2 separate regions of the Homo sapiens genome follow, and region 2 is linked to region 1. The links are chromatin loops, found by intact Hi-C in ENCODE. Cell type or tissue: body of pancreas. All regions are shown on one strand. Each heading gives the region's core, and the rest is flanking DNA. Links, peaks and the distances in the headings are about the cores only. Region 1 overlaps UXS1 (UDP-glucuronate decarboxylase 1). Region 2 overlaps UXS1 (UDP-glucuronate decarboxylase 1).

Region 1 (5,381 bases), core at 275-5,274:
TACTGTTGGTCCATTTTTGATGTATTAAAACAAATTCTACCTCAAAGGCAAAATGGATTTAGACTTTTACATGACTTTTCAGGTAAGCGTTTTTTAGAGAAAGGGAAGTGATTGCCTTTGGGAGATAGAGATGAGTACAAACATCCTCTCACTGGCACAGGTGCTGAAAAGAACAATGGCCACCAATCGGATGCTAGGCCACGTGCACAGATGGAGACGTTGCACACCCACCCAGCTGAAGGCTAGCACCTATGCTCAGTTATGCACCTCCTATTTAAATACATGTAGATACAGCCAGACCGTTGTAACATGGGCTGTGGGGGAGGGGATGGGAGGTTACTTACTTTGGATTTGAAGCCAACTTAGGGAGTCCTGGGAAGCCCTTGAGTTGCTGTCTTTCTGCCTGAGTCCACAGTGTCTACAGACGTGGATGTAGGTTGACTCACAGCCTGCAATTTATGTGCTGCAGCTGATAACATGAGTATACACAGTAATTGCAGAAACAAGATGTTAAGCTTTTGTGGGCCATGCTTAGGGGATTGTTCCTAAAAAGAGATGGATAGTGTTGATCTGTTTTTATGAGCCTGAAACACCTTTTACATTCTTCCTAGTAGGATGGGTGAGCAAAAACATTAATTGTCTCAGAAACCGAGGCATTTATGGAGTAAGAGTTCAAATGGACAGTTTATCTGTTCAATTCTAGCATTGTGATGCAAGTGGTGTATCTTAATTTCAAACTGGAAGTTAATTTGTAGAAGAAATTAAAACCTGTTTTGCCTTATCTGAAACATCAGAATGGGGTGAAAGGGGTTGAGAACTGTGTTTTTGCTTTAAAACTGATTTTTGTTATTATTGTTCTAGATGGTTGAACCACTAAGAGAGAAAATCAGAGATTTAGAAAAAAGGTATGTGTACTTTTTGTCTTAAAGTCAATAGTTAAAATAAGTTTGTCTCAATTGAGTAATTAATTCTGTTTGTTTGCTCCAAACTCTGCCAACCTAAATAAATGTCTGTATACGCATTTCCCCCACTTTGAGTGTAATACCCAGATAGAACATGGGGAGAAGAATCAATCTAGATGTGTTAAGATCTTCCTTCTTCAAACTCTGAACGTCTGAATTTCTGCAAATTTATTACATAGAAGTTGAGGCCAGGCCTCACATTTTCCTTGAACTTCTGCATATATTGATCAGTGGGATAGAATTCCAAAATAGGAGGACAATCCAGTGGGCCTGAAATGTACCATATGCAAACACCACAAAATAAGGATGTGGAGCCTATGGTGTGTCATGTGTAGTCATTTAGCTGCTTTTGTCACCAGAGTTCATGAGGAGGTTTCCAGAATTTAGTCCAGGTGAAGTGAGAGGGCAGAAGAATTATGTAATATGATAGAAATGTTTATTTGAGTCAGATTTCGGAGAGAACCCCTCCTCACCCTTTGGGACACTATTGCCCTCAGGTTCTCTCTCAGGCACTCCCGAGGCCGCTGAGCCTCAGCCTCCAGGACTTTCCTCTTGCACGTACTGTATGTGGAAAACTATCTAGAGTAGCAGTTGAATCTTCAGAAATTTTAGAAAGAAAAATGACAGCATTTATTAAAGTTGATGTGATTTTTTCCCCTTATTGGGATGAGTTTGGACGATGTGTGTCAGCATTGAATGAGCCTTTTATCAAGTCCAGAACAAAAATGAAAAAATGAAGAGCAGTTTTCCTTTGATTTTCATTAAATGATCGAAGGGAAATACGACTGGAGAAGAGTCATTAAACAAAATGTGTCATTCACTTGATTCTTATCCTCAACTGAGCAGTCAAGCAAACTGTTAATTTCAGCACTTATCAGAACAAAAGTTGTCAGTAATTTTTAACAGATTCCTTAGTAATATAAGGTTGTTACTTGTGCTTTAAATTTTTTTTGCCATGATTCTGTGCTTTAGTTATGCAGCTTGTAATATTTCCTTGGATGGGAGCCAGAAAATCTGCCTTTGATAAGACAGCAGAATTGAGAGATCTTAATTGAAGCTTTTTTTTTCTTTTTAGAAAAATTGGAACAATAAGAAATAACCCACCACACATTTTCTATATTGGTCTAAAAACTTGTCCACCAGTGATTATTTTCTTTAGACAATAGAATTTATTTATGAAAAGAAAAATGTCTCAATTCGATAACTTCCCTAAGGCAATAGCTTACAAACAAGAGCTCTCAACATGTGAGAATTATGCAATCTCTTTGATACTTTTGTGATATCTTTGAGTGTGTGCTTTTAAACTGGATGGAGAAGCACAAATAAGAATTCAATCCTAAGAATTTACTAATAATTTATTCTTGTCAACCTGTGAAACCGCCTTGAAAATAGTGGCAAAGGGCAAACATTTGCCTCTCGGGCTGCTTGCAGGTGACTCATTCTGGAATGGTTCCGTCCTTCAGGTTGGTCAGCAAGTCAGGTGATCCGCGTGCCTGCATTACTGTGTCAGAAGGTCAAGCGTAGGCCTGGCTAAAAAAGCGTGACGGTGGAAATTGATGGAACTCCGTCTAGCTTACTTTTCCTGACTCAGTGTGTGATAAAGATGATCAAACAACCATCTTGACACTGACAAGATAAGAATGTAACTGGAAATAGGTTTACTTGACGTGCTTGTCACTTTGAGCAAAGTGGCCCCCAAGAACTAAAGATATTTTTGGAAGTTACAGGTTATATTTGTACAGGGAAAGAAAGAAGACAGTGTCATTCTAGAATCCTGAGTAAATGGATTGTATGTGGGCTTTTTCTCTTTTACCACACTCCCATTGCTTAATACTTTGATTATATGCCATTTGTTTAATTTTAACTCTGTATCTTTAAATGTTCTTTGAATAGATGGCAAATGATAATTTAAATTCTAAGTAAGAATACTGCTTACTGGCTAAACAGTAAGTTTAATCTGGAATGGCATAAAATATTAATGATTAGTAAAGGACTAATTTGGGGTTGTAAGGAAAGATTTGTTACCTCATTCTGCCTCTGCTTGCTGGTTTCTCTCTCGCTTAGGAATGCAGGCCTCATGCCTCTGCTGCATTTTGCTGCTTAACCCCCAGTGCCTAGTGTAGAACGGAGCTTAATGGAAAGTTCCTGAATAAGTGGATGAGCCAGTACACTGGGTAGGATTTTCACCTGCTACAGGTCTTTAAGAAGCCTTGTGGGCCAGGCACGGTGTAATACCAGCACTTTGGGAAGCCTCGGCAGGCTGATGGCTTGAGCCCAGGAGTTCGAGCCCAGCCTGGGCAACATAATGAAACCTCATCTCTACAAGAAATACAAGGCTGCAGTGAGCTGTGATTATGCCGCTACACTCCATCTGGGGTGACAGAGTGTAAGACCTTGTCTCAAAAAAGGAAAAAAAAAAAAGGCCTTGTGCTCCTGCCCAGCCCTGAGTCAGTCCAGCAGGTGCTTGGGAGCACCCAGGCAGCTGGCTCAGCATGTGGCCCAGCCAACGGCACCCACATGGTCACTGCACTCTATCAGTCACTGTGCTCTGTCACCCATTACTGCAAGGAGGAAAACAGGATGACATGCATACTGAGGAGGACCCCACAGGCACTCTCCCCTTCCTGTTTTTCAGCTTTGTATGTGTGGCTTCTCGAAGAAGTGAGGAGTATAAGATAGTTTTTTAAAAGTTTAATTACTTGAGCGTATACATATGAAATCTAAAACTTGGCTGCTACATATTGAAGAAGAACAAAGCAAGAAACTCAACCTATTTTTCGTTTTTTAAATTAAAGGTTTCAGCACGCTGCATTTGAAGTATTTTTTAGTCCATCTTATGCCCGTCACTGCGTATGTCGGGCAACCATGCCTTTGCTTCAGTTCAATTTCTTTGAAGTACATTTCCTGTAATAAAACGGTTTGGCCGTTTCCTCTTGGTATAAGTAGCACACCACATTTCATTTTAAGCTTTCAGATAGGGACTATTCTAAGCTGACAGCTTGGATTAACATTTGTTTCCATGGCCCCGGATGCACACTCCACAGTCCTGCGCCTCCGCTCCTCACTGAATTGGTTTTCTCCCTGCACCGCGTTTTCCCATATGTAGCTATATTCCCATTCCCGAGCGGTCTTGACTCTAAAATCATATACACGGTAGAGAAGGAGCCCTGAAGGTGAGTGAGGGGAAGTCATGAGTCAGAGACGGCTCCAGCGTTTTCACGACAGACAGTTCGGAGGAGCCACGGTGCTTATGAGCAGTCGTGGGAAGGAAAGAGTCTCAGCTGTGCCACGGCACTGGGTGTGCCACTTGGGGACTGAGGCTGAAGACATGGATATCGTGAGCTCAGAGAAATGAGGACAATTGGAGCGGTGTGAGAGGTGCACACAAATAACTCTGAGATTTACAGTGCCGTCCCCTAGCTGAGTTGGTGAGGGAAGAAGAGGCGGAATGACAAGAAGTGTTACTTGGCAAACAAGACATCTGTGCCGCTCCCGCCAGTCTAACAGCATCGCTCCTGACTGAAGGCAGAACTTGCTCCTGCTCCCCAGCTGCATGGATGACTTTCCTGAGGCACTTCCTATGGGCGGCAAGTACTAAAGACGGTCGGTGAGCTCACAAGGGGGAGCCCCAGGGTTCCCACCCTTGCCCTCAGACTCTCCCATCTGATTTTGTAGTCTGCAAGGGGAACTTGAGCTTTTGAGACCCTGGAAGTTCTTAATGGGGGAATTCGTCTGCATTGTAATAGAAAGCCCTTTCACTCCAATTTAAGCACGCTCAGGGCTTTCTGGAGATGAGAAACCCCTGCTTCAGGGGCTTCTGTCTAATGACCCTTCATATTCCCTTCAGTTCAGCGACCATTAAGGAAGTGCATTCTGTATCCTAGTGCTGTGTCTGTGCTGGGGACAGGGCAGGGATGGAGACGGTGCCACCTGGCACAACACCTTTCCAATTAGTATAATGACCATAAAGCTGATGTCTCAGATTTTATTTAAAGCACTTTTGTTCCTAACTGAATAACTTTTAAAATGAATATTTCAGTTCTGTGTTTATTACCTCTCACTGGACGTTTTATATTCAGATCACACTGCCCTGCTCCTGGGACATCAGTGTGGGCTGGGGACCAGTGGCACCTTAGGGCAGCAAGAGGGTATCAAAAGATAAGTGAGACTTAGGGTCAGAGCAGATCCACAGAGACAGAAGATGCTGATGCTCAGTCGTTTTACCAGGGACGCTGGTCAGGAAGAGGATGCCGTGATTGTGAAAATTCCTGGAGCAGGAGACAAAGTTTCATTAATATCTCTTCTCGCTCTTGTGGAGCGGTCCTCATGCGTTGGGCCTGTGACTTCACGAAGCTGCTTTCTTCCACCTGGACCCTGATACAGTACCCAGAGAATGCCATGATTATAGCCCGGTGGGCT
Region 2 (5,381 bases), core at 310-5,309, 48 kb after region 1:
CACTTCTGTCAGAGGTGCTCTGTACACCGTGTAATCCCTGCTGGTAACATTTCTGTCCTTGGGAGATATCTGGGGAGGGAGGAATCCCTGTACCTTCATTACTCCTCTTGGGTCACCTCTTGCCTGTCAGGCCTGCTGTTAGTTGGCTCCACGTCTCAGGACCTGCATACCCAAGCCCTCACCCCTCTCTCAGCTGCTACGAATGAGGCAAGGAGGCGTTTGATGCCAGTTACACTGTTCCAGCCTAGTTCGTGTTTCCAAAGGGCCTTTGGGAGCCTCAGCCTGTTCCTTGCAATCCTAGTGTCCTTGTGGCAATGTTTGTGAGCTATTCCACACGTGGTCACTGTCACTTCAAAGTAAATTAGTGTCATCAGAAAACTGGGGACAGAGGTCAAGGGCAATTACTGGGTTGAGAACCATCCCTTGGAGGTAGATAATAATGATGGCAGTTTTCAAAATAGTTTCAGTGTTTTAACCCCTGTGTTGTAGGTGGAATGGATATTATTGTCCTCATCTCAAAGATTAGGATCTTAAGTCTTAGAAACTGAAGTGACTTCCTTGGGATAATGAATCCCAGGATGAGACGAGGCCATCCAGGCATTCCAGCCTCCACCCTTTGCAGGTCCCTCAGCATCCATCCTAAGTTTCCATTGGTTCTATGTTGGTGCAGCTCAGGCTTGTAGGAGTTGTCTTGACCTTCCTGATGCTTGGAGCTGTCCATGACTCATGGGCCACCATAGGGGACAAAACCACAGAGCATAAAGTGAAATCCAGCCATGCCTAGGATGAATCAGCAGTTAGCTTTCTGACTGACAGCTTTGTCTATGCTCAAAGGCACCAGCTCAGTGTCAGCAGGGCCTGACCACTCGCAGGCAGAACATTGTGTGGGAGTCAGGGGTTCATGAATGTGTTTGCTTCTTGGTCCTTCAGAGGTGGGCTCTTCCTTAAATGAGACAGCGTTGCCTGGTGTGTACTTCCTGGGTTTTCAGCCTGGTTCTTCCCTTCTTAGGAAGGTGGCTTTGGGTCAGACCCTGGACCTTGCCTCAGATCTGAGATGAGGAATACCTTTCTCCAATCCATGCATGTGGGTGGCAACTGAACTGCCACCATCAACAGTGGTGTCAGCATCCATCGACTGTCCCCCTGCCTGCCCACATGGTCCCACCGTGAGGACCAGTGAGAATGAGGATTCAGCAGCAAGTGGACTATACATATTGACTGGGGGTCGCCTTTGTGTGAAGGCCAAGGGTTCCCTGATGCTACCTAGAAAGGGATAGATGGGCATACAAACTCCAGAAGACACCATCATCCCAGAGGAGAGCAGGGCTTAACTGGAGTGAGCCTCGGGTTCCTGTCTATTTCATGTAAGGAGTTTAGGCTTCATGAGTAGCTTGTCTTATTGGTGTAGACCAGCCTTGAGAGCTCGTGTTCTTGGAAGTGTTGTTGCACTCAACGGCTGTTGCACCTGTATAGAAGGGCTGCCCTCTGTTGCTGAACCATTACAGGCCCAAATAGAAAAGCCACAGCAAGCAAGCCTGTTTATGGGTTGGACACTTAATGTCTGCTGATCCTAATGAGGCCATGTTCCGGAATATTGTTTTGTGGAAAGGGAACGTCAAGAAGATAAAAGCATTTGATTTGCTGCAAATTTTGCCTAACCCATTGAGCTTTTCCCCTGCCAGGCACATTGCGTTGATTATTGTAAATTTGCTGAGGTTTTTCCAGTCTTTTCCTAGAATAAAGCCACATCCATTCACTTTCTTTCCTCATCTTATCAATTAAATGCAAGTGGGTACTTCTGAGTCATTTTCTGTTGAGAGCAGCATCTCTGCTCCCCACCCTTTTTAATACACTCATTAGTTCGGTGGAGAAAAGGGTTGATTTATTCTTGGACTTAGCTCATATCTTTGTCCTGAGTATCTGAGTGGCTCACGTGAAGTATTACAGTGTATTACTAGGAAGAATTAGCACAAATAAAGCACTCTGGCTTCTAAAAGTTAACTGTGTGCTTCCATGCCTCTCACCCTTTTTCATATCACAGCACACTTAAAAACCCGCCTGGGTTTGTGGAACACCCTAGGGAAATTGACAAGCCTGCTGTGGGCCGAGGTGGCGGCCGTGTCACTCCAGCCACTGAGAGGGCTGATGGGGCCTCTGGGGCTCGTGGTTCATGCCCTTTAACTCGCTATACTGGTGGAGAAATTCTGTGCTAAGTAAGCCTTGTTAGCTAAGGGTTCATTGGATTCCCATTCCCAACCCATGCCAGCCTAAGGTGTTGGCCGAAATTGAAAAAAGAACTGTTTCAGCTGGTAGTGATAACTGGCACCAAATACAGCCACTGGGCCTGTGCTTCAGTCTTAGAACACTGAGGCGGTCAGGTGAGTACTGCTTCTTTCCCAGTCTTGCTGCGACCGAGTCAGTGGCAGGCCTGGGCAGTGAGCGGTGGAGCGGGAACGGCGGACACATGGGCGCAGTGAGAAGCAGAGCCCAGGTCCTCACGCCCCAGGCTCCCTGCCCTCAGGTGCCCAGAAAGTGCACGTTTGTTCTGCAGTGGATCAAACATTAGATACGTATACACTGTAAAAGCCCACTAATTCAGAGTTTGTGATAAAAACATTTAATTTTTCCATCCATGGCAAAGCAGTCTGTGAAGTTAATAATTAACACGATCACTTAGAGCAGGCTTTTGTTATTCAAGTATGCACTTCCATGATTGCATATTTGAAAACAGGCTTTTCTGGATTACAAAAGTAATACATGTTCATTGTAGTAAAAATAGAAGCATTAAAAATACTTGAAAATGAACATAGAGGTGAAAATGAACAGGAGGGATGACTATTTAAACAGTGTCAGTATGTTTCTCTTTCCAGGCCATTAGCTAATAACCTATACTGGGCACTAAGTTGTATTTAGTTTCTCACTAAAACAGATGTTTTTTAGTAAAATAGATTGGGAGTGTAGATGCAAGCTCACTCAGTAAGAACGTTTCTGTGTCCCCTTTTCCTAAGATAGAGAGCTTTCTTGTATTTCTCCCTAGCTATTAAATATTCATTGACATCTAAATCTCTATTGAGTGATTAATTTGCACAATATATTATGTGAAAAAGATTAGAAAAGCATATTCATAACATGATCCCATTTTGGAAAATATATATTTAACTGGGAAAAAAAATTATATAAATACACGTTTTTCCTCCTTGTACTGTTTGGCTGGTTTTCTACCAAAATATTAATGCTGGTGGCCTTTCAGTGGCGAGATCTGGGACAGCTTTGACTCTCTTTGGTATAGCCCTGTGTAGTCTCCCGATTGGTCTATAATGAGCACATTATGGAATCAGAACAAAAAAGCCATTTCCATTTTGGAATGGAAAGCAGAACGTTTCCATTCTGCATTGCATGCAGGGCACTGGAAATGCAAAGTGGATGCGTGGACCACACAGGGGAGCACACCTGACCTCCTCTTCTCTCTGTTCCAGGAAGGCGTGGAAGTGCGAGTGGCCAGAATCTTCAACACCTTTGGGCCACGCATGCACATGAACGATGGGCGAGTAGTCAGCAACTTCATCCTGCAGGCGCTCCAGGGGGAGCCACTCACGGTAGGTGCTGGCCTCGGCTCAGGGAGCACCTTGCAACCCAAATCGAAGTCAGCTCACAAAGGATGAGGGATAAGTGCATCTTGGTTCAGGGAGTGACACTTCTGAAGCTGCCATGTATACCCGCTACCCTCCACTAAGGGGAAGGCAGGCACGGGGACATAACCCAGATGCATGGCTGCTCCACGAAACTAGAGTCACCTTGCCCTCCATGGCCACTGGGGTCCCTGCCCATGCCTCCAGGTCTGCCTGCCTGTACCAGCCGGCCTGTGAAGACCTTCTCCGACATACTTTTGGCCTGCTGGCTGTAGCCAGGGGTGTGCCTGTACTGGGTGTCCTCGGATGGCTGAGAAGCCTGGACAGGTAGGGTGGGGAGGTGAGCCACATCTGGTCAGGCTGGGCCGTCACCTTGACAATGCCGGCAGGCCCTCGGTACCATCCTCCACTGGCCACCCTCAACCCAGGGAGACTTCTGGAGCCAGCAGAGGTCCCAGTGATCTGTGGTCGGTGGTCCAAGTGTGTGGCAAAGATGTCTGTGCCGACACTGACTGCTTGGTACCCTCAGATACCATCTGGGGTCAGGGTGGGTTTGCTGATTCCACACCTGTTCCCACAGCCCTCTGGCCTCCCTTGGGAGGAGCACCCCAGGCCTGCCTGGTGAGAGGCTCTGCCGGCATCTTTGGTTTTGCTAATCCTCCCTCCCACCCCCAGCTCCCCGGTCACTCCTCTTCGTGGTTGTCTGCCCAGGCTGCTTTGCTCTTCTGATCTGTAGCCTCCTAGAGCACTTTCCAGCATGGCATTTTGTGGGACTCGAGTCGATTTGCATCCTGTTACTCTGAAAATCCTGTGGCATGGTTTGTTATCAATTGAGTGTATTCCAGGGGGAAGAATTATAGCTCTGTGTATTTCTGTGTAGTACATATGCATCTACCCATTGATTGGTTGATCACGTTAGCTCACTCTTCTGTCCTATGATCTGCAGGTGACATTATTCCCCTCCTTTTTCAGGCAAGGATGCTGGAGCGCAGAGGTTATATGAGTTGCCCAAGCTTAGGTGGCCACACAGTGGTAGCCTGGGTTTTGAAGCCAGAGCCCCCGCTCTTCATGAGCATTCTCCGTGGTGTGTGTCTCCTTGTCTGTGTTGGCTGCTCCGCTACCAACGTAGAACCAAAAGCCTAGCCTGTTACACAGTGGGATGACTCTCCAAGGGCAACTGCATTGTATAGCTGAGTTTCGCTGAGTGCATTCCTGGGGAGAGGTGAGTCCAAACTCAGCTTTAGGCTCCCAACAGCCCATGCCAGCTCTCCCACCTCCCCCTGTCACTAAGTGGTATCTTGGTGCCCCTAAATGGAGGCTCTGTGACTACACATGGCTCTTCTCCTTCCTTCACTGCACAGATCCACCAGCACATCCTAATGGCCGTGCCCTCCCTAGGTAGATCCAGACTCCAGTCCCTGGTCTACACTGCTGCCGCCCCACCCCTATTTATTGCCGTAGCCTTGGAGCCACTCTCATTCTCCCTGTCCTGTGTACTCTCAACCCCGCAGCTGGAGGGAGCCTTGTAAAGAGGGGTCGGAAGCTCAAGTGGCTCTGCAGCTCCAGCAGAGCACGGGACACAGCCCTGTTGCCTCCGCACCTTCCCTCAGGCCGGGCTTCCTTGCTCCCTTGCTCCTGCCTGTCCCAGCAGCGTCTTGCTTTTCTTCCAGGCATTCTTGTTCATTCATCCTCTCCTTAAGGGAACCTTCTTGATGCTTCTCTGCATTATGGCACCAGGCTAGTTACCATAAC

The links. A loop is a pair of places that touch in the nucleus more often than their neighbours do. Peaks named below come from ENCODE experiments on the same cell type or tissue, not always from the same donor. Only the 100,000 strongest peaks of a DNase experiment are listed, where the experiment ranks them.
Region 2: it touches region 1 in a loop (2.1-fold over the local background); 11 of 110 quality-filtered maps call a loop at or near these places.

What each region holds. Positions count from the first base shown.
Region 1 is chr2:106,159,191-106,164,571 of GRCh38, reverse strand. UXS1 (UDP-glucuronate decarboxylase 1) reads left to right here. Exons shown (of 15, transcript NM_001253875.2): 4 at 862-905. Among named protein-coding and RNA genes, the nearest start is that of UXS1, 32 kb to the left of the region's middle. RefSeq lists enhancers at 3,235-3,324, 3,335-3,394. In body of pancreas, for the core only: no CTCF peak of the experiment used is centred there; a DNase peak (open chromatin) is centred at 2,431; H3K27ac peaks cover 1,786 bases.
Region 2 is chr2:106,110,861-106,116,241 of GRCh38, reverse strand. UXS1 (UDP-glucuronate decarboxylase 1) reads left to right here. Exons shown (of 15, transcript NM_001253875.2): 10 at 3,477-3,596. Among named protein-coding and RNA genes, the nearest start is that of ECRG4, 48 kb to the right of the region's middle. In body of pancreas, for the core only: a CTCF peak has its summit at 2,355; a DNase peak (open chromatin) is centred at 2,431; H3K27ac peaks cover 1,819 bases.